Linked DNA regions of Mus musculus: regions 2, 3, 4 and 5 are each linked to region 1. A link is a loop called in an ENCODE intact Hi-C map of the cell type or tissue named here. Cell type or tissue: heart. All regions are shown on one strand.

Region 1 (4,000 bases):
CCTGTATCTGGCATTCCCTCCCCCTCTCTTCTCTCTTCTCTCTTCCCTCTCTCCCTCTCCCTCTCTTTCTCCCTCTCCCTCCCTCCCTTTCTCTCTCTCCTCTCTCTTCCCATGCCTCTCTGCCTCCTCCCCTTCTTCCTCCCCCCCCCCCCCCAGCAATTCCCTGGACAGAACTCCTATTAAAGGATGTTCAGTTCTTAACAGAATGCTGAAAATAGTGGGAACTGACGTATATAAACAGCCCATAAGTGTCAGTACCCATTTGTAAGTGCAGCAAGAAATCTAAATTCCTGTCCAGTCCAGTCTCCCTGCTGTCTGTAACACTGCCCCCTAGTGTTTGCAAAAGTGCATGGCCAATGACTTGCTAGCTCTGAACTGTATTTGGTAAGCTTCAAAACTCTAAGCATGTATGACGATATGCCCACTTTTGCTTTCTCTATCATGTGAGATTTACTCTCTTTTCCTGTCCTTTGTGGCCACTGGTTTATTCTCATTCGGAAAAAAATCTTCAGAGATGTGTCTAAAACCGTATTAATTAGAAAGTTTCAACTTGCAATGACTTTCTAGAGCTGAGTTTGCCATTTTAAGCAATAAACACATTTTAATAGAAAAATGTCCCAGATAGTTGCCATTGACATTGTATGTACTTTAAAAGAAAAGAAAAGAAGAGAAGAGAAGAGAAGAGAAGAGAAGAGAAGAGAAGAGAAGAGAAAAGAAAAGAAAAGAAAAGAAAAGAAAAGAAAAGAAAAGAAAAAGGAACCTAAAACAACCGCAGGAGGGGCTGGGAAGATGGCTCTATCAGTGAAGTGCTTCTTATAAAAGCTTGGGTCCCCAGAACCCAGGTAAAGGGGGCTACCACATGATTTAAGCACCTAGCCAGCCCCAGAGAAGCAGAGAGGGTAAATCCCTGGAGCAGAGTTTGCCTGTCAGTAGAGGCAGTCATCTGTGAGCCCTAGGTCAGTATGAAACCACACCCCAGAAATCAAGATGGAAGATTCCCATAGAATACAGCACTAAAGGTTGGTTTCTAGCATGCCCATGCAAGCACACACATCAGCACAAGATGAATGAAAACACACACATGCGTGCACACAGTTCAAAACAAAGCCTTTACAAGCTTCCCTAGTTTGGATGTGCACAGTCCGTATGAGTAGGCTTGGACCCTGGGGTAACAGTAGCTGGGGCTACTTCAGACCTTTAGGACACAGAGCACAAGGGGGGGGGGGTATCTCAGGTACTCAGGAATGTGTCCTGGCAATGGATTGTGGCAATTACTCTCTTTTGACTCTTGGGATGAGGGGAGTGGATCTGCTTTGCAATAAACCCCAATACGAGGTGCCACCCCATCCAGGCTTCAAATGCCAGAACAGTGACTGCAGGCTGGACTCTGGAGAGCTGTGAAGCTGACGTCACCTCCTCCTACTGATTGAGTGTCTCAGGTACACCACAGCGATAACTGGAGAACACAATGGCACTTTCTCTGTTGGACCTAGGCTTTTTATCATAAATTAAGGAGAGTATTCACATCTGTTTGTTTTGTTCCAAGACTCTGTGTCAAAGAATCATAACAAAAATATGCACCCTTGCTACATGCAAAAAATCCAAATGCCTTTAAACCAACCACAAACTTGTGCGTCACACTTCCAACAGAAAAAGGAGAAGCAGCTTGGCCAAGAACTGCTTGGAAATACACAGAGGCACAAAGTCGGTATCCCAGTGCCTACCCTTAGATTGCGCTTCCTCTGGAGTGAACGGTTTTCCTCTGTGTTTGGAATTTTAATGCAATTTCTTTTTGTTGCTAATTTACCATTGGCCACTAGGGGGAGCGGTTGTTCCTTTGATTCTTCGAGCATGCTATGAAAAGTAGTCTTGGATTTTCTTTATGAGGCTTAGTGTAACATAATTTTGAAAAGTAAACAACTAAAGGTCGTGGGCATCCACGGAGCCCTTGAAAGTCCTAATTTCGTGTTGTTTCCGTCAATCAAATAGCTGCTCTGCAGAAATCCCACATTGCTCATTTTTATGGCCATAAATTAGATTTCTGAAGCTTTGGAGGTGTGTACAAACATGTACATAAGCATACACGGTTTTGTATTTTATCTGTTTTAAAAATGAGTGTCTGCCATCATCATAACCATGTAACTGTAAAAGGAAGACACCTGGCCATGTTCCAGAGCTGGCTTTATCCTGTGACAAGCTTTGATTCTGCGGCAGGTCGGAAGATCCAGCTTATTAATACTTTGAGTCATAAGAAAAAGATGCATCTGAAACGCTTACATTTAAGAAAAGTCAGAACACAGTGCTTGGGACCTATAAGGTTCTAGTAAGTACTTCAGTTGACAGCAGGGATCTCTCCAGGGGAGGGGCTGGAGAGATGGTTCAGTGGTTAAGAACATTGACTGTCCTTCCAGAGGTCCTGAGTTCAACTCCCAGCAACCACATGGTGGCTCATAACCATCTGTAGTGGGATTTGATGCCCTCTTCTGGTGTGGCTGAAGATAGCAACTGTGTGCTTACGTGCATAAAATAAATAAAGCTCACTCCATCATAGAACCATTCCTAAGTCCTCACTGACAAATTGAAACTAAAATTCCTATTTGTACATCACACCAGCAGGGATCCCCAAATCTCTGTAGTTCCCCCTCAGGCAGGAACTTCTGCGTAACCCCCAGATGCAAGGTCCCCTCAACAGGGGACCATAGTAATTCTGCCTTTTTAGCTCAACTGAGTCATGAGGGAAGTTTCTACAGGAACCCAAGAGAGGGTCAGTCTTGTCTCCTGGGTCTGCCACCAGCACATTAATCGGGAACAGAACACGGCCACTGAAGACAGACAGCAGCTCTCTGGTGTCTCACTGGCTGGAAGAGGACTCAGAGACACAGGATGGGCTGTATGTTCAGAGTACGAAATGCAATCATTGGTATTTATCAGCAGTGTTGGTCTCCAGGAGCCACTTACTCTCTCAAAAGGACAACCTCTGTTCAGGGGAGCAACAGCAAGGGACGGCCAGGCAGCCTGGGACCTGCTGAGCACCCACTCTGAGAACACAGTAAACCCAGGGGCTTGGTGTCTTTATTCCCTAATCCTTCCTATACTTGGTTATTCATGTGGAGTTTTAAAATGTAAAGAGTTTTTCTACTTTGCAGCCATAAAAAAAGGCCAGTTTTTTAAAGGCACCCCCAACACACACACACACACACACACACACACCTTCTTTCTTAAAGAACAGAATAGGAAACATCTCTTTTCAAGCAGAAAACTATCTCATCTATCAGAATGGAATATGTGCATCCAATGGGTTAAAAAAAAATCATCTCTCAGAGCAGGCTCCATCATGCCCCGTGGCCACATTCCTCACCAGGGCCAGAACAGCCTCACTGGGACTAGGTTAGCACCCATCTGGGAGCACCTGGTATTTTTCACAAAAGCCACGAGCCTGTCTGTCTATTCCTGGGATTACTGCGGAGTCCTAGGAGTCCCAGATTGAAGACGGATTCCGAGACTTTCTGGCAACAATTGTCAGTTGAAAAGGACACTCAGTGACAGCTTTATCAAAATGCAATTGTTGACACTCCCCCTCCCCACCCACTCACTCTCCCTCCCTCCCTCCCTCCCTCCCTTCCTCCCTCCCTCCCCTCTCTTTGCTTGCTCTGCATTGCAGACCTTGCAGCTGACTAAGTCTCTCAAGCAGCATTGGCAAGACAGGTTTTTGAAGGCAGACCCAACCCAAAAGGTTGTTTGGGGCGGGGTGGGGTGGGGAGGGGGTATTACCTAGAGGAAAGAGATCAGACCCTCCTGCTGTTGCTGTGGGCAACCTCAATAAGAACATCTTTTTAAAAGGTGGAATGGAAGCCAGCAAGTACCTGGCAGCCAAGTGCCACTTAGACGCCTTTACTTAGGCATTGGGCAACTGTACTTGATCCTTGGATAGCTCTGGGGTTTGCGTATGAGAAATGTTTCGGAAGCAGGAAGTTATCTGCCTAAAATACAAACCTTTGCC
Region 2 (4,000 bases), 200 kb after region 1:
CTTGTTTCCCACAGTTCTCAGTAAGTGGATGCCAGCCCGGCCGTCCCCGGAAGGTTGCTGGGAATACAACAGAGAGCCAGCTGGTCAGACTGCACTGCGTGGCCTATCACACCGCAGAAAACGGCAGTGTGCAAAAACGCATTCAGAGCTGAGGGGGGAAAAATGTGCTGGAATAGATAGGAACTAGGTAAGGATCTGCCACAGAAGGAAGACCCCAGGTCACCTGGGAGGACAGGGGAGGAGTTTGTGGGGACATGTGACTAACAGTGGGCGTGGCCAAGTTCATGCAGTGCTGCATGGGGAACACCAGGCAGAAAGGAGAGTGTGCCCCAAGGTCTACAGGTTGGTTGCCAAAGGCCTGTGTAGCAAATTAGATAAAAAGCCTGCTGAGGCTGACACCCACAAGATGCGAGGAATGCTCAAACTGAGGACAGATCACACAGGACAGTGTTGAAGATCTGGGACTTATGGAGCCACGAGAAATCTGGGAATATCCTGAGAAGTGAGTTTGCTTTCAGAAAGCTTTTTGTGGGAGGAAAATATGGAGTGCCCCGGTTTGGGGCCTGTATCATTTGTCAAAATGCAAACCCCCTCATGCAGACCCCAAGATGGAGAGAGCCAAAGACTTGATTTCTGGATTGAAAGAAAACTGTGGGAGGTCATTGTGATCCGTGGGACTTCAACATTCAGGGAGTTGTCCCTTCTGGAAAAGAGGGAATGTGGGTCAGCATACACTACCACAGCCAAGAAAGCAAGCACCGCGACAGCCACAGCCGAGAAGTACCAGAGAAGCTGCAAAGAGCAAGGAAGAGGAGTCTAGGCGGTGTTCTCCGGACATCCCTATTGAAGCTACCAAGAGAGTCTGCGCAGAGTGCTCAGAGCGAGCCACGCTGCTGTGGACCGCAGTGCCAGCAGGCAGGACATGCAGAAGAGACCTGCAGGGAGTACTTTCATGGAAACTTACTTTGTTTTATTATTTGAACTAGGATCTGGACTCCAGCTAGGTAGACAAGAAGTGCCTTGACCTTCTTCTGATCCTTCTGCCTCTACTGCCCACGTGCTGGGGTTATGTGCAGTCACACACAATTTTATATGTGCTGGGAATGGAATCTAGAGACTCTTGCATGCTGGGCTTGCACACTACAACTTGGGCTAGGTCCTAGCCCTGGTATTTTAGACTTTGTAACATATTATACTCTGCAGCTGGCTGAAACTGTAGTGGGGGAGGGGGAGGGCGGTGCATGTGTACATACATAGACATATATACATACATGTGTGTGTCATCATAGACCACACAAACTTTTTCATGGATATACTTTGAACCGAAGGAATGATAACAGTAAAACATCTGGGTGCTTGTAAACTGCAACACTCGTGGTCAAGTAATTGGGTTTATACACGGAACGGGGTGAAGAAGACATGCTTAACCTCGGGGAAAGCTAAGACACCAAAGGCAATGGGGATGCTGGTTATAAACAAGGAAGAAAGGCTTGCCAGAACTCTGTTAAAGCCTATCTGCTTGTTTATTAAATTGTATTTTTCTAAATGAAATATGAAGTCATTTTTGCCTTAATTGTGCCAGATTGCAGTGAGGACAAATGGTCACGCCTGTAGCTTCTCTTCAAGCATGACACCACAGTGCCATCTACTGGCTGACGTGATATTCTCTCTCTCTTTCTCTCTCTCTCTCTCTCTCTCTCTCTCTCTCTCTCTCTCTCTCTCTCTCTCTCTCTCTCTCTCTCTCCATCTCTCTGGAGACCTGATTCTATGTAGCTCAAGCTGTCCCCAGACTCACTATATACCTGAGGAAACCTTGAATCTCTGGTCTGATCCTCCTGCCTCCACCTCCACAGAAACTGACAGAACTGGGATTATAGACATACACCATCACTTTTGGCTCAGGTGGTCCTGAGGCTAAAATCATGTTTTTTGTACATGCGAGGCAAGCCCTCTGAGCTACATTCTCAGCCCATGTAACACAAAATTAATTTGATAGTTTTTTACACAAATCACTGATTAGAACAGTAATAGTTACTCCAACGTAGTTGCCACTTAATATGTTAATAATTGACAATATCTAAGTATTTTTATAAGACTAGGATTTCCTGTAAAACCATATATACGTATGTTAAGAAGAGACAACAGAAGGTAGAATATAAAAACTTAGAAATCCTTCAAAACTAACAATGTCTAACATGAAACCAATTTATGCCATTGGGTCTTGTTAAACACCATCTCTTGGTTTCTTTATTGAAACTGGGGCAAATGTAGCCCAGGGTGGCCCCAAATGTCCTGTAGCCAAGGGTGACCTTGAGTTCTGGTGCCACAGACACATACCTCAAAGATGTCTGCAGATGGTTATGTTCATCAGCTGGCCACTGTAACCCCTTGGTTCAAAACATTCCTCCTCTGCCAACTATGGCAATACTGCCCCCAGTTAACTCTGCAGCCCTGGCAGGCATATGAAAGTGACACATACTACTAACAGTGCTAATACTTTGTAACAATGCTACTGATTTGAGTTCATCAAACTGATACTGTGTGTCCTTGGAGTAACCTTCCCTACCTGCATTTTTTAAACAATATTTATCCTAAGGCCATATGATAGGTTGACTCTGGCTCAGCCTCACATCTCATATTTGCCTTGTCTCTTGACTGCATCAAGAAGCTGGGTCAAGTGACTGACCTACACAGCCCAGGTTAGCGTGAGTGCACACTTGGCTGTTTGCACAAGGACTCACTTCTCAGAATGCTCCCGGTCATTAGGCAGCACCTGCCTCTTGTCCTCTAGGCTCACGAGAGGACTGAACCTCCCTGCTCCCTGTGCAATTAGGTGTGGCCTCTAAAAGATGCTTTAAGGGAACGGGTCCCCCCTCTTTGAGGGAGTGGAACGACCTTTTCACAGGGGTCACCTAAGAGCATCAGAAATTCAGATGCTTGCAATGTGGTTTATAGTAGCAAACTTGCAGTTACTAAGTAACAATGAAAATAATCTTCCGGTTGGGGAGGGGTGTCACCACACCATGAGGAACTGTATTAAAGTGTCTCAGCATTAGGAAATGTTAAGAGCCACTACTCTAAGGGGAGGCTCGGCTCAGTTCCATCAACTTCTGCTATCTTTTCTGCAGGGAGACGGCCCGAGGCCCCAATGTCTAGAGTAGGTAGGAGTTTCTGCTTAATCCTCCTGGCTAGAAAACAGAAGCAGGATACAAACATTCATACAAAGAGCCACTGAGGCCAGGATCGATGCTCTCTACTGGACAGCCTGCCCTGGTGGTTAAAACTGTCAGACTTGAAGACTGGGGTCCCCAAGCACTGGCCAGACCCAGTCTGCTACCTGTCTTTATAAAGTTGTATTGGAACAGAACCAAGGGAGGTGGCTCATTTGCAAACTGGACTTAACCTTGAGCTGCAGTAGCAGAGTCAAGTTCTAGAGGAGTCTACGCCAGTGGTTCACAACATATGGGTTGTGAGCGCTTTGGGGGGTCGAATGACCCTTTCACGGGGGTTATACATCAGATATCCTGCATATCAGATATTTACATTACAAACAGTAGCACAGTTCCGGTTACAAAGTAACAATGAAATAATGTTATGGTTGGGGGTCACCCCAACATGAGGAAGTGCATTGGAAGTTTATTAGGCAAGTGTATTAGGAAGGCTGAGATACACTGGTCTGTGATTCTTACATGATTTACTCTCTGACCATTACAAAAAACATTCCCCCATCTCCCCAATGCTAGCTAGGTCCTTCTAAAGAAACGATGATAAATAGGACACGCTGGCTAAGGAAGCAGGTGACGTGGGTACAAACAAACATCAGAAAATGTACCACGAACATGAAATAAAAGAGAGGGACGACATGGTGCTCTTGGTGCCTATGACTCTAAGTATTTTTCTGTCACCAGTTAAGGACACTGTGGAGGATTTGGAATTCAGTTTCTTCTCTGGGAAAAGCATCAACGTACTGTGCCCACTAGAGAGTTTAGCAATGTTAGCT
Region 3 (4,000 bases), 73 kb after region 1:
GCGTGCTTTGGGGCCAGATTTCTGCATAGGTCACTTGGCCTCTTATGGTCCATCCCCTATGCTAAATTCAAAAATGTCAACTTGTGCCCCATGTCCCACAACCGCTGTTTGTTCGAAACTGTGACACTAGCTTTCCCTTTCACCTTTGACCCCAGCTTTGGCTATGCACCCACCGTCTGGCTTTGAGCCATTTGCACTTATGCCCTGAACTGCTTGCTATGTTCTGTGTAACACAAGGCTCACTGAGTCCTCGCCTGTGCTGACTGGTCCCTGATCCCAGCTGCTGCCTGCTTCTTCTCATCTGCCTAAGGAAGACTGAAGATGGATTTTTCAACCCTCCTAAGGCTTCACCGTGATGATATGACTCAATAGAAAACTCTGTAGATAGCAGGGCGAGCATCCTTGCATGGACATACATATAGCTAGCATGTCTCCAAGAACCTATGGAAGGATGAGGAGACCTACATAGGAAGATAAGTGTTAACACATAGCAACCTGGAAGATGGAAACAAACGCATGGATCTGAAGCCTCTTCTATAAGGAACGGGGAGGTTGGCCATTGAACCCCCATGAAGAATAAAGTGTTATTTGGCTCTCCATTTTCTGTAACTTATGTTAAAAATGGAAATGCAAGCCACTAAGGGAACTAGATAGGTGAACTTGAAATTCCACTGAAATGACCCTCATGCTTTTCTGCTCAAAGTTCTAAGTGGTTTTTGTTTGGTTTGGTTGGTTTTGGTTTTTTTGTGTTTTTGTTTTTGCGACGTTTTCTGGTGTGAACATAAGTAGGTTTGTACAAAGGGGCTTTCTTTGTAAACAACAGCATTCATGAACAAAGGGGAATATGCCTGTGGCATGCCTGTTTCTGTTGATGAAACAGAAGGATGTGGTCACACGAGCATTCCATAAGTCGCCATCACTTTAAAAAGTTGTCTGGTTAAATGAGGCTCTTTCATCAGGTGGCAGTGGTGCACAGCTTTAAACCCAGCACTAGGGAGGCAGAGACGGGTGGATTTCTGAGTTCGAAGCCAGCCCAGTCTACATGAGGAAGTTTCAGGACAGTCAGGGCTACACCGAGAAACCCTGTCTTGGAAAACAAAGAAGCAAGCAAACAAAAAATAAACAAATAAAAAGATCCTTTCTCGCTTGTGTGTTACATGGGTACGTGCATGCCTGCATATATGTAGGCACACATGTATATACACCCACTAAGGGGCAGAGGTTCATGTAGGTGTCTTCCTTGATTTCTCTCCACCTTATTCATAGAGACGGAACTCCATCATTCAACCCAGGGGTCGATAATTTGGCTACTCTAGCTACCAGGCTTGCTTCTGGGATATTCTGTCTCCCCATAAACTCCAGGGTTACAGATGAGCCTCCACACTCCACACCCACACGACAATTCCATGGCTGCTCAGGAACTATATTCTTCACACATGTATGAACAGTCAGCACTTTAACCTCTGAGCCAGCTCCCCAGCCCCTAAAAGAGATTCTTACTAAAGAAACTGGAGACTTAATAAATGGTGGACATCCACAAGTACTGGGTATCTTATCTGCACACAAACCCCGGACCATTCTAAGGTCAATATGGACAAACTCTCCTTGGACCGCATTAGAAGGCAGCTGCGGAAGGCTCGTGTTCAGCAGATGATGAAAGCCCTTCTCCTCCCAGGTTTCTCTTCCTCCAGTGCCATTGCTAGTTCTCATCTTGGCTGGAAAACCTAAACGGTAACACATTTCAGAAAAGAAGACTCTTCTGGGCTAAAATAAGAGAACCAAGTCTGCAAGGAAGGGCTTTGGGATGTCGGCACACCACTCTAGGTCAGTCTGGTTACTAGGTAAATTGGAGCAAACCCACAATGCATTGGTACCGTGGAGCTGGCAACGGAGCAAATAGCATGAGGGGAGTGGGGTGTGGGAGGGGAAAGGAACCATAAACATGGCTGGCTGAATAAAGTCTTATGCTTGTGGCTGAAAAAAGGAGTTATTGGCAATTAATTGTTGGATGCTAGGAAAAGAGCTATCACTTACTTTTCTCTGGGAATGGAGTGCCCGATGAGTTGATCACAAGACAATGGAAGGTTGCAATAATATTTGAACACCAAATACTGACCTTGATTTGGTGGCACATGGTGGGACTGGAAATACAAAATTGGGAGTGAAGGGAAGAGGGAAATAACTTAGAAAGAATTGAGGGTGGGAGTCTGAATATGATACTCATTGCATGAAATTCTTGGACCTGATGTAAATAGATGGATGGATGGATGGATGGATGGATGGATGGATGGATGGATAGAGTTTAGTTATGGTTTGAAAGTGAAATGTCAGGTCTGGAAAGATGGCTCAGTGGTTAAGACCACTGACTATTCTTCCAGAGGTCCTGAGTTCAATTCCCAGCACCCCCATGGCCACTAACGACTGTCAGTTCTGAAGGGATCCATTTGTCCCCTTCTGGCCTCCATGGGTACTGCATGCACAAAATGAAAATAAGTAACGTAGTACAATTTTTAAAAAATAGTGCAATGTCCTCCACATGTCCAGGTTTAAACACTTGGAGTCTCTCTACCTGGTGGGCCCCACCAGTCTCTGAGGAGCCACTGGTAGGGCCTGGGGTCAGAGTGGGGTGGTTTCCCCAGTGGTGTAGCCACTGAAAAGTTTCTCATGATCCAGCAGAAAACTTCTCACCTACATTCATGCAAGCACGTGTGGGAGATGGGCACAGAAAGACATGGAAGTGGGAGGGTGTTGGCTTGGCAGGAAGAGGAAGGAGGGGTGAGACAGGGTATGAGGATAAAAATGACTAAAATTCATTACATACATGTATGAAGCTGTCAATGAACACATGAATTAATAAGTTGATACTCAGTATTAAAATACAACTTATATACTTTATTTTCCCTGTAGTAATCTGGTCTAACATTAATTCCTTTGACAAAGCCTCTACCCTTGCATGAGAAATTATGGACAGCATTGGCTGTCTAAGTTAATGTATATTTACATATGCAACTAGAAAACTCCTTGTTTGGTCAAAAAAAAAAAAAAAAAACTGAGACGACTCTGTTATCATTGCCAACAATCATCCTGAAACAAGACAGATTTTAAAAACATTCTTCTCCATCAGAAACCACATAAAATTTTCAACTGAGATTCTCAATATTAATAACCCCAGCTATGAGTTAGAAAAATCTCAGAAAAACCAATGGACGTTCTTCTCTGAGCTGAAAAAAAAAAAAGCACTATGGGAAATTGCTGCACAAACTCTTCCAGTCAGAGAGAAAACCTACTGGGGTAGAGTGAACCTGCTTTTAGTGTGTGTGTGTGTGTGTGTGTGTGTGTGTGTGTGCTTGTACATGTGTGCACATGTGTGCATGTGTGTGTATGTATGCATGTGTGTGTATGCACATGAATAATACTATGTGGTTAACTCTTACATGGATTCTGGGAGGTTTGAACTCAGACTCTTGTGTTTGCATGATCAGTGCTTTTACCCGCTGAGCCATCAACACACATGCCAGAAAGAAGACAGACAATACATGTAACCCTACTACATGCCCCAAGCTAACGCCATTACCAAAGATGTTAGAACCTGGCTCTGTCCTTTGTAATTGTCGTACCTCTGAGATAAAGATATACCCAGGCTTTGTCAAACAGTTACCACAAAAGGAGTTTTCACTACTAGACCACAGACTTTGGTTCTTGATGTTTAAGCCATGACTCTGGACAGAAATTTAACTGTCCTACCACCTGGAAAAAAAAATACAACGCCCACATCACAGGAGGTGTGGTGGAGCCCAGAGAAGCTGAGCTGGGGGCACATTCTGTGAGTTCAGTTATTCTCTTCAGACAGGAGATCTCTATCTCTGCATCAAGGGGAACTAGGCCAGACTGCCTGGTGTTGGGTCAAGGGAAACAGGCCAAATGAATTAAACTCCTTCTGGTACTATATAAAGAAAGGATATTTGAATCTGGAAAGTTGAGGAAATAAAATGTCATGTGA
Region 4 (4,000 bases), 280 kb after region 1:
TCAATGCAGTCGGAGAGGGGAAGAAAGAAACCAGGCTGTGAAAGAGTCCTACAAGCGAGAGTCAATGGTCAGGAAAATTGGCACAGGCTGGGTCCGTCCTTCCATTCATCTTTTGTTCCCCTCTTTCTGTGCCCTGGAGCCAAACCAAGGCTGAGCAACATTCTCGGCTAACATTCTACCACTCAGCTATAATCCAAGCTCTGTGATATATCTTTTAAGACCAAGTTTCTAGAGAAGAGGTCCCCTTTCTAGCTTCATGCTGTCTCCCCACTCTTGTTAAACTACCTGCATGGATACCTACATAATGTGTGAGAGCTTTCCTGGGCCACCCCAGCTGGTTTACCCACCTTCCAAGTTGTTCCTTCCCACGTGTCGAACCCTGTTCTGGTTTTTTTTTTTTTTTTTTTGTTTTGTTTTCTGAGACAGGGTTTCTCTGTATAGCCCTGGCTGTCCTGGAACTCACTTTGTAGACCAGGCTGGCCTTGAACTCAGAAATATGCCTGCCTCTGCCTCCCAAGTGCTGGGATTAAAGGCGTACGCCACCACGCCCGGACTCCTGTTCTGGTTCTTTCTTCTGATGATCAGCCTCTGTCTCCAGAAACAAGGATCCTCCTTGGTTAAACAGCTAGACAGCAGGAAGAGATGGCTGAAACAAACTAGCACATGCTTAACGACTTAAAACCACACACAGGACGCTTTCTCTTCTGGTCCCAGATGCTGTGGGAGCCACGGGTTACCGTGCAGACACGGCCAAGTCCAAGAACCACACCACACACAACCAGTCCTGCAAATGGCACAGAAACGGCATCAAGAAACCCAAGTCACAAAAATTCAAATCTCTCTTTTTAAAAAAGATTTATTTATCTATTATATGTAAGTACACTGTAGCTGTCTTCAGACACTCCAGAAGAGGCCATCAGATCTCATTACAGATGGTTGTGAGCCACCATGTGGTTGGTTGCTGGGATTTGAACTCAGGACCTCTGGAAGAACAATCAGTGCTCTTAACCGCTGAGCCATCTCTCCAGCCCGAGTCTCTTGAGGGGGTTGACCGCAGGTTTGTGAGGAAGATGCGCTTTGCCAAGAAGCACAAGAAAAGCCTGCAGAAGATGCCAGTTAACAATGCAAAGGCAGTGAGTGCACGCACAGACGCCATCGAGGCTCTTGTGAAGCCGAAGGCAGTCAAATCCCAAGATGCCAAAGGGCCCCGGCCTCAAACTCAGCATCTGGCTTTCATCACTCACCCCAAGCTTGGGAAGCGGATTCAAAGCTACGTGGCTAAGGGTCGTAGGCTCTGCCAACCAAAGCCCAAGGCAGAGGCTGCAGCTCCAGCTCAGGCTCCCAAAGGTGCCCAGGCCTCTGGGAAGGCGCCATAGAAAAGGCTCTTGCCAGTGGGAAGACAAACTGCTGTGACACACCTACCTACACACTATTTGCAGATGACACGTGTCCTGTGCTGTTTTTACAAATGAACTTAAGGCGAGGAAAAAACAAAAGCCAAACAACAACAACAACAACAACAACAACAACAACAACACACACACACACACACACACACACAGGAAACCGATTGCACTACCGCTCTGTAGCTTAAAGCTCCCCATCTTTACCCTTTGTTTGAGACAGCCGGGCCTCTTTACTGTTTGCAGCTGTGTTACATATAGCAGGTGATGTGGCCCACGGCTTCTGGGAGTCCCCCGTCCCTCTCACTTCCCACCGTCAGAGCACTGGGATTGCAGATGTGCGCCAGCTATCCGCACCCCGTGCAAGCGTGGGCCCTTGTGCTTGCCTAGCAAGCCCTTTCTTCGCTCCCGGAAACACCTCCTCAGCCCTCACAAGGGAGATTTTATAACTCACCTCCCACACGACAAGATGCTAAACTGCTGTGAATAGAGGAAACGCAGGCTGGACAAAGAAGAGCAGAAATTATTGATGTTTAGAATGAAGCTGTGAGTGCGAATTCTAACTGAAGCCTCCAAGAACACGCAAAAATGGATAAAACTCAGGCAAGGTTATACAGAAAATGAAAAATCACCAACACTTGGAAGGAAGTAAAGAAGTCTAACTTAAGCGCTAGTGGAGATGCGCAGCGCAAGAGCATAGACCTGTATATGCTGGCAGTTATGAAGGTTAGACTGAAACACAAATTTCTTCAGGAAAAAAAAATGTCATTTAGGCCGGCAGGTAGGTAGTACATGCCTTTAATCCCAGGCTTTGGGAGACAGAGACAGTCAGATGTCTGTGAATTTGAGGTCAGCCTGGTCTACACAGTATGTTCCAGGACTGTTACACAGAGAAACACTTTCTCAAAACAAAACAAACCACCACCACCAACAGTTTAATGACCAAATAATCAAATAGTAGCCGAGTATCGGCTTCCAAGCACCAGAAACCGTTCGCTGCTGCCCCCTAGCGGTGGTAGGGGGTGGTAGCGCTCTCCACCACAGAGCCAGGGAAGACTGGAAAGCCACCTGATCGGAGACAGACAAAGAGATTGCGAGTTGAAAGCCAGCTTGGGCAGCATACTAAAAAAAATGTGAAAAAAAATATGTGTGGTGGTGGCGGTGGGGAGATGCCTCAGCGGATAAAAACACTCTTCCAGGGGACCAGAGCTCTGTTCCCCGGAGCCCACACTAAGAGGTTCGTGCAGTTGATTGTATTACGAATGCTAATTGTGTCCCCTCAAAACTATCCTAGTGGGCTGGAGAGATGGCTTACTGCTCTTCCGAAGGTCCTGAGTTCAAATCTCAGCAACCACATGGTGGCTCACAACCATCCTTAATGAGATCTGGTGCCCTCTTCTGGGGTGTCTGAAGACAGCTAGAGTGTACTTACCTATAATAAATCTTAAAAACAAAAAAACAAAAAAACAATAAACAAAAACAAAACAAAAACAAAAAAACTATCCTAGTGTCTGCACATAACTTCTGGGAACCTGCCTCCCGTTGGTTCTGATTGGTAAATAAAGATGCCAACAGCCAAGAGCCGTGGAGGACGGACAGAGGCGGGATTTTAGGATTCCTGGGCTTGGATGGGTGGGGGGAGGAGGAGATCTGCCTTCTTGGTAGCATATGGAGAAGAGAGAGGAGACATGTAATGTCTGAGAAGAGTGCAGGACAGAGAGGCATGGCCGTCGTGTGAAGGAGCAGGAAGAGCGTGGCCCAGAGGGCTGCCCAACTGGGTCCTGAGCGTTCAAGATAGAACATAGTAAGCAGTAAATCGAGATTAACAGCATGGAGATTAGGCAGTGACCCTGCAATTGTACGGTTAAAGGCACAGTAAAATATAAAGGCTGTGTGTGCCTTTCATCCGGGAACATAAACCATTGGGGCGGGTAGTGACCCAAGCTGGGCTTTATTAATATTTAATTTAACAGGTTCACTGATATCTATAACTCCAGGTTCTGATTATCTGACACCCTCTTGTGGCCTCTCCAGGTACCTGCACATGTGTGGACATCTCTCTCTCTCTCACACACACACATACAAATGTTTAAATGACTACATAGATAAACTAAATGGACATGAAACCTAAGGGTCCAGACATGGGCAGTCAACTTGGGCGGGGCCACGGCGGCAGGATGAGAGGCTACAGAGGAGAGCGAAGGTGTCAGCAGTCGTTCAGCTCATGGACTTAAAGCTGGGCTATGGTTTCTTTGGGTGGTTGTGACATTAGCACCACAAATTGACAATGACCTAACTGAAGATGTTTATAAACACAGCAAGGACGAGAAGGTGTCCGAAGGCCAGGATTGCTTTCTCCGCTATCGAGTTGTTGAAGTACACACAGTCTTGTTGTACTACAACGCTGAAATACGCATCTCTCTTGAGGAGAAGATTCTAGCAATGGTACGAAAGCTGCACATACAGGTAGGTGAGAATGGATGGACAGATGGACAGTGGTTTTCCATCTGTCTCAACGGAAACTAATCACCGTGGTGCTCCAGGAGCTGGTCTAAATACTCTGCCACTAACAACGATTCGACTTCCTTCTGTCGCTT
Region 5 (4,000 bases), 130 kb after region 1:
AAATGTTAAGTGTTAACTACTTACCAATGGCAACCTCCTTTTTTTTTTAAACTCCCAAATTAGAAAATTCTCCAGCCCTTAGAGAAGTTAAATATAACCTAAGAAGATGGTTTAAGCTGTGTGCAATGAAATTATCCAAATGAAAAGCGAGACTCCAGGAGTTCACAGAGGAGGAAACGCCACCCCATAGGCAGGCTACTTACTTGTTCGGCACCGATTAAAGACCCGGCCATCAGGTATTTGATACCAATCTGAGACGGTTCTATTTTTAAAATAAGTAACTCTCATAAGAGGACACAGAGCCCGGTCAACTCTCCTGGAACTGCTCTATTTTTAAAATGAAAGTCGCTTACCATGGGGAAAGCACGGGCAGGTTAACAGCAAACAATTTTTTTTTTTTTAAGTTATCTTCTACATAAAATTCTACGGAAAACTAACCCAGTAGTTTCCTGGCCAAGGCTCGAGTGCCAAAAGACAACAAATAAAAAAATAATAAAATAAAATTAAAAAAGTAAAACAACTTCTTTTTGCCATTCGGGAGACATACCCGAATGGTTCGACTCGTTTTATTTCTCTGACCAGGCCGCTGGGGATTTCTGCTGTGGGCTGGGGAACTGACATGACACACTTGCTAACTCTTGGAAATAACATGCTTTAACATTCTTCATTATTCTTCAACATCAAAAATACCTAGGGACTTCAAGATAAAACGGGCTGTTTTCCTGGAAGCCCTGGAATCTGACCTCTGATCTCTGACCTTCCGGGGTCACCCAGCCAGTTCCTTGTAGAGCTTTACTCCACACCAGACTCTCCCAGAGCTTAAAGTGAAACTGCCCTGAGATCAGATTCAGTTATTATTGGTTAAACAAGCTGGGCCTCCTTACACACATACACACACACACACACACACACACACACACACACACACACACCCTGCTCCCTCCCTCCCTCCTTCCCTCCCTCCCTCTGTTATTGTATTTTTGAGACAAGCTTTCATGAGTCCAGGGGGGGCCTTGAATGTGCTTTGTAGCCAAGGATGGTGGAACTCCTGATCCTCCTGCCTCTGCCTTCTGATTGTTGGGACTGTAGGCTTGAGCACCGTCATGACCAGCTTATGCAGGGCTAGAGAACAAACTTGGGGTTTGGTATGTTCTAGATCCGCTCTCTGCCAGCTAGGCCACACCCTTGCACCCCAAAGGTTTGCTTTAAATTAGAAAGGACATATAGTGATGGTTCTTCGGGTACAGCTGAGAGAACCCTCTCTGTGGGGTGTTGGCATAGACTGTGCCCCACGTTGTGTGAAACCACAGGTGGAACAGGTAGTCAGTGGAATTTTGCTTTTCATCTTTAACTTAGGCTAGTGATGATTTGGGGGTTATCTCTGGCACAACCACTGTTTATCCCACTGGGTAAGAATAAGCCCGCTACCACAATTTTTGAGCCAAAGTTGAAGCAAGCTTTTATTAAAAATATTGACCGGGTTCATGAATACTTAAGAGATCTATACCCAGTATTTCAGGAACTTATAAAGGCAAAACCCATGCTGGCTACATAGTTCCCATTTTCGTCCAATCAGGAACGAGCGTACATCCTGCGGTACTTCCTGCCTAAGCACCTTCTGGCTACCACTGGGTGTGATCAAGCCCATCCTGGGCAGTTGAAGGACCCATGCTTGTTTACAGAGTGAAAACACCTGGCTTGTTGTCTTATGCGAACAGGCTCCGGCATCCCAGAACGCTATCTCCTCGGGCAGGTGGGGCTTACAGGACGGAGGCATTTTTGTCTCATAGATCTCTTAGGCACAGTAATTTAAATGTAAAACGTAGTGCTAACCATCACACCACCACCATGTTTCCTTCCTCTATCTGCCCAACACTTCCAAAGAGAAGCTGGGACCCACAGCCAGCAGACAACAGTGGAAACAGTGTAACGTAGACGTCAAAGTCACATACTAACTAGCCTTTTTTTTCCTTGTGCTGTGCAAACAGCTCAGGAAATACACTTTCCTTTGAAGTCCTTGATGCTTCTCATTGCAAAATGACACACTGACGTTTGCACATCTGCTTGTGTGCCTGAAGATTCAGGCAGGTATAGACAGGAAATAAAACACTGAGTCCAGCTTGCTGTCTAATACACGCATGCTCTGCCAGGTATCTAACGAGCATCTACGCTATAGCTTCTAAGACCCAGCTTAGTTGTACGCACTGCTCTCTCTCGGATATGGCTTAATGTCCCTGTTCCATTTCTATGTGTGTTGGAAGTTTCGGGCAGGTGCGTACGTAGCAGGACTTTCCTGTTTTCCTGGGTCTCCTTTCTTTCCTGATTGTTCAGCCTTGTGTCCATTAAAGTATAACGATATAATCCAAGTGGATTAGAAAAACAGGGAGAGACAGGCGTTCAAAGAGGCTAGCTAGCAAGTGGGCGGACTCCTTTTTGATACTTCCTTCCCTGAAACTCTACCGGTGTGGCTGTCTAGGGCGGGGTAATTTTCTTTCACTAGACTAACAATTCTTTTTAGAGGCCAGTGATATTGGCAGGACTCTTCACACATGAGGGACTGGTGAATCATGCCTTTGATCTTCCCCAAATCCCTGTGTTTTACTTAGCAACAGCAAGGATCCTAAATGATTTTAGACAGAGCTACCGAGACCCGTTCTGAAGAGAGCGTCTTGGTTGTCAAAGTATCCTAACAGTACCAACATGCAAATGAACCAGAAGTATGGCTGCTTCTATTTGGCCCACACCCAAGTGAGATTAGTGGGCTTGCTTCATAGTCTTTTGATGTTATAGAAAACTTTCATGAAAATCAGATAGTTATAGCTCTACCGCATCCAAAGGAGCAGTTCTCAACTGCCCATAGTCCAGGTCACGTATTATTTCTGATGCCCCTATTCTAACAGCTGATGAAATAAAAGAGACTGGAAAAGAAATCACACCCTTAAAACCAATTTAAACCGTATTTCACAGAATCTTACAACTCTATATTACAGTTGGTGCGAATACAATTAAGAATTCCATGTCATAACCTGAATACCGGGAACCTATTATTTGCTACTGCTTTGGAATACATTATTTCATCTCACTCATCTGACTGGGTACAGATGGGTCAGGGACCAAGACAAATCCAGAAGATGATGTAATGATCAAAATAAGCATATATTGAATTGCTTGGGAACCTGCCAGCCATGCCCGACAGAAACAAATAAGTCAGTGAATTAGCCTGTGAATTACAGATCTTCACTCCCCTTCTGTCTTAGTCAGGGTTCCTATTGCTGCACAAAACATCAGGACCAAGAAGCAAGCTGGGGAGGAAAGGGTTTATTCAGCTTACACTTCCATATAGCTGTTCATCACCAAAGGAAGTCAGGACTGGAACTCACAAGGGGCACGAACCTGGAGGCAGGAGCTGATGCAGAGCCCATAGAGGGGTGCTGCTTACTGGCTTGCTTCCCCTACCTTGCTCAGCTTGCTTTCTAATAGAACCCAGGATTAAAATGCCTTACAGCTGGATCTCATGGAGGCATTTCCTCAAGGGAGGCTCCTCTCTCTATGATAACTCCAGCTTCTTCTTCAAACCCAGTCCCTCAGTCTTATACCTATCAGAATGGCTAAGATCAATAAAACAAATGACATCTCACATCCGTGAGGATACGGAGTAAGGGAGACACGGGAGACACTTCATCCAGGCCTGTTGAGACTGGAAGCTTGGACAGCCATTATGTAAAGAGACGTGGCAGTTCCTCAGGAATGCAGGGACTGATCTACCTCAAAATCCAGCTCTACCACTCTTGGGCATCCACCCAAAGGACATTTCATCCTACCACAGAGTTGGTTACTTGTTTACCCATCTTCATTGCAGCTCCTTGTCATAGCCAGAAATTGTGGTATATTTACACAATGGAGTATTCTCAGACATCAAAAAGAAAGAAAGAAAGAAAGAAAGAAAGAAAGAAAGAAAGAAAGAAAGAAAGAAAGAAACCATAAGTTTGCAGGTAAAAAA

Evidence for each region. Peaks named below come from ENCODE experiments on the same cell type or tissue, not always from the same donor. Only the 100,000 strongest peaks of a DNase experiment are listed, where the experiment ranks them.
Region 2: a loop joins it to region 1, with 8 times the contacts of the local background. A loop is called at or near these places in 32 of 42 quality-filtered maps.
Region 3: it touches region 1 in a loop (2.6-fold over the local background); 3 of 42 quality-filtered maps call a loop at or near these places.
Region 4: it touches region 1 in a loop (4-fold over the local background); 17 of 42 quality-filtered maps call a loop at or near these places.
Region 5: it touches region 1 in a loop (3-fold over the local background); 15 of 42 quality-filtered maps call a loop at or near these places.

The regions. Positions count from the first base shown.
Region 1 is chr10:69,652,848-69,656,847 of GRCm38, reverse strand. All of the region lies in intron 1 of Ank3 (ankyrin 3, epithelial), which reads right to left. Among named protein-coding and RNA genes, the nearest start is that of Gm33464, 92 kb to the right of the region's middle. In heart, CTCF peaks have their summits at 340 (motif pointing left) and 1,798 (motif pointing right); no DNase peak of the experiment used is centred here; H3K4me3 peaks cover 487 bases; H3K27ac peaks cover 1,480 bases.
Region 2 is chr10:69,450,002-69,454,001 of GRCm38, reverse strand. No RefSeq gene overlaps it. Among named protein-coding and RNA genes, the nearest start is that of Ank3, 82 kb to the left of the region's middle. In heart, a CTCF peak has its summit at 1,629 (motif pointing left); no DNase peak of the experiment used is centred here.
Region 3 is chr10:69,580,177-69,584,176 of GRCm38, reverse strand. The region is part of intron 1 of Ank3 (ankyrin 3, epithelial); the gene reads right to left. Among named protein-coding and RNA genes, the nearest start is that of Gm33464, 19 kb to the right of the region's middle. In heart, a CTCF peak has its summit at 2,483; a DNase peak (open chromatin) is centred at 76; H3K27ac peaks cover 475 bases.
Region 4 is chr10:69,370,062-69,374,061 of GRCm38, reverse strand. No RefSeq gene overlaps it. Among named protein-coding and RNA genes, the nearest start is that of Cdk1, 19 kb to the right of the region's middle. In heart, a CTCF peak has its summit at 2,419 (motif pointing left); no DNase peak of the experiment used is centred here.
Region 5 is chr10:69,525,705-69,529,704 of GRCm38, reverse strand. No RefSeq gene overlaps it. Among named protein-coding and RNA genes, the nearest start is that of Ank3, 6.0 kb to the left of the region's middle. In heart, no CTCF peak of the experiment used is centred here; no DNase peak of the experiment used is centred here; H3K4me3 peaks cover 367 bases; H3K27ac peaks cover 1,043 bases.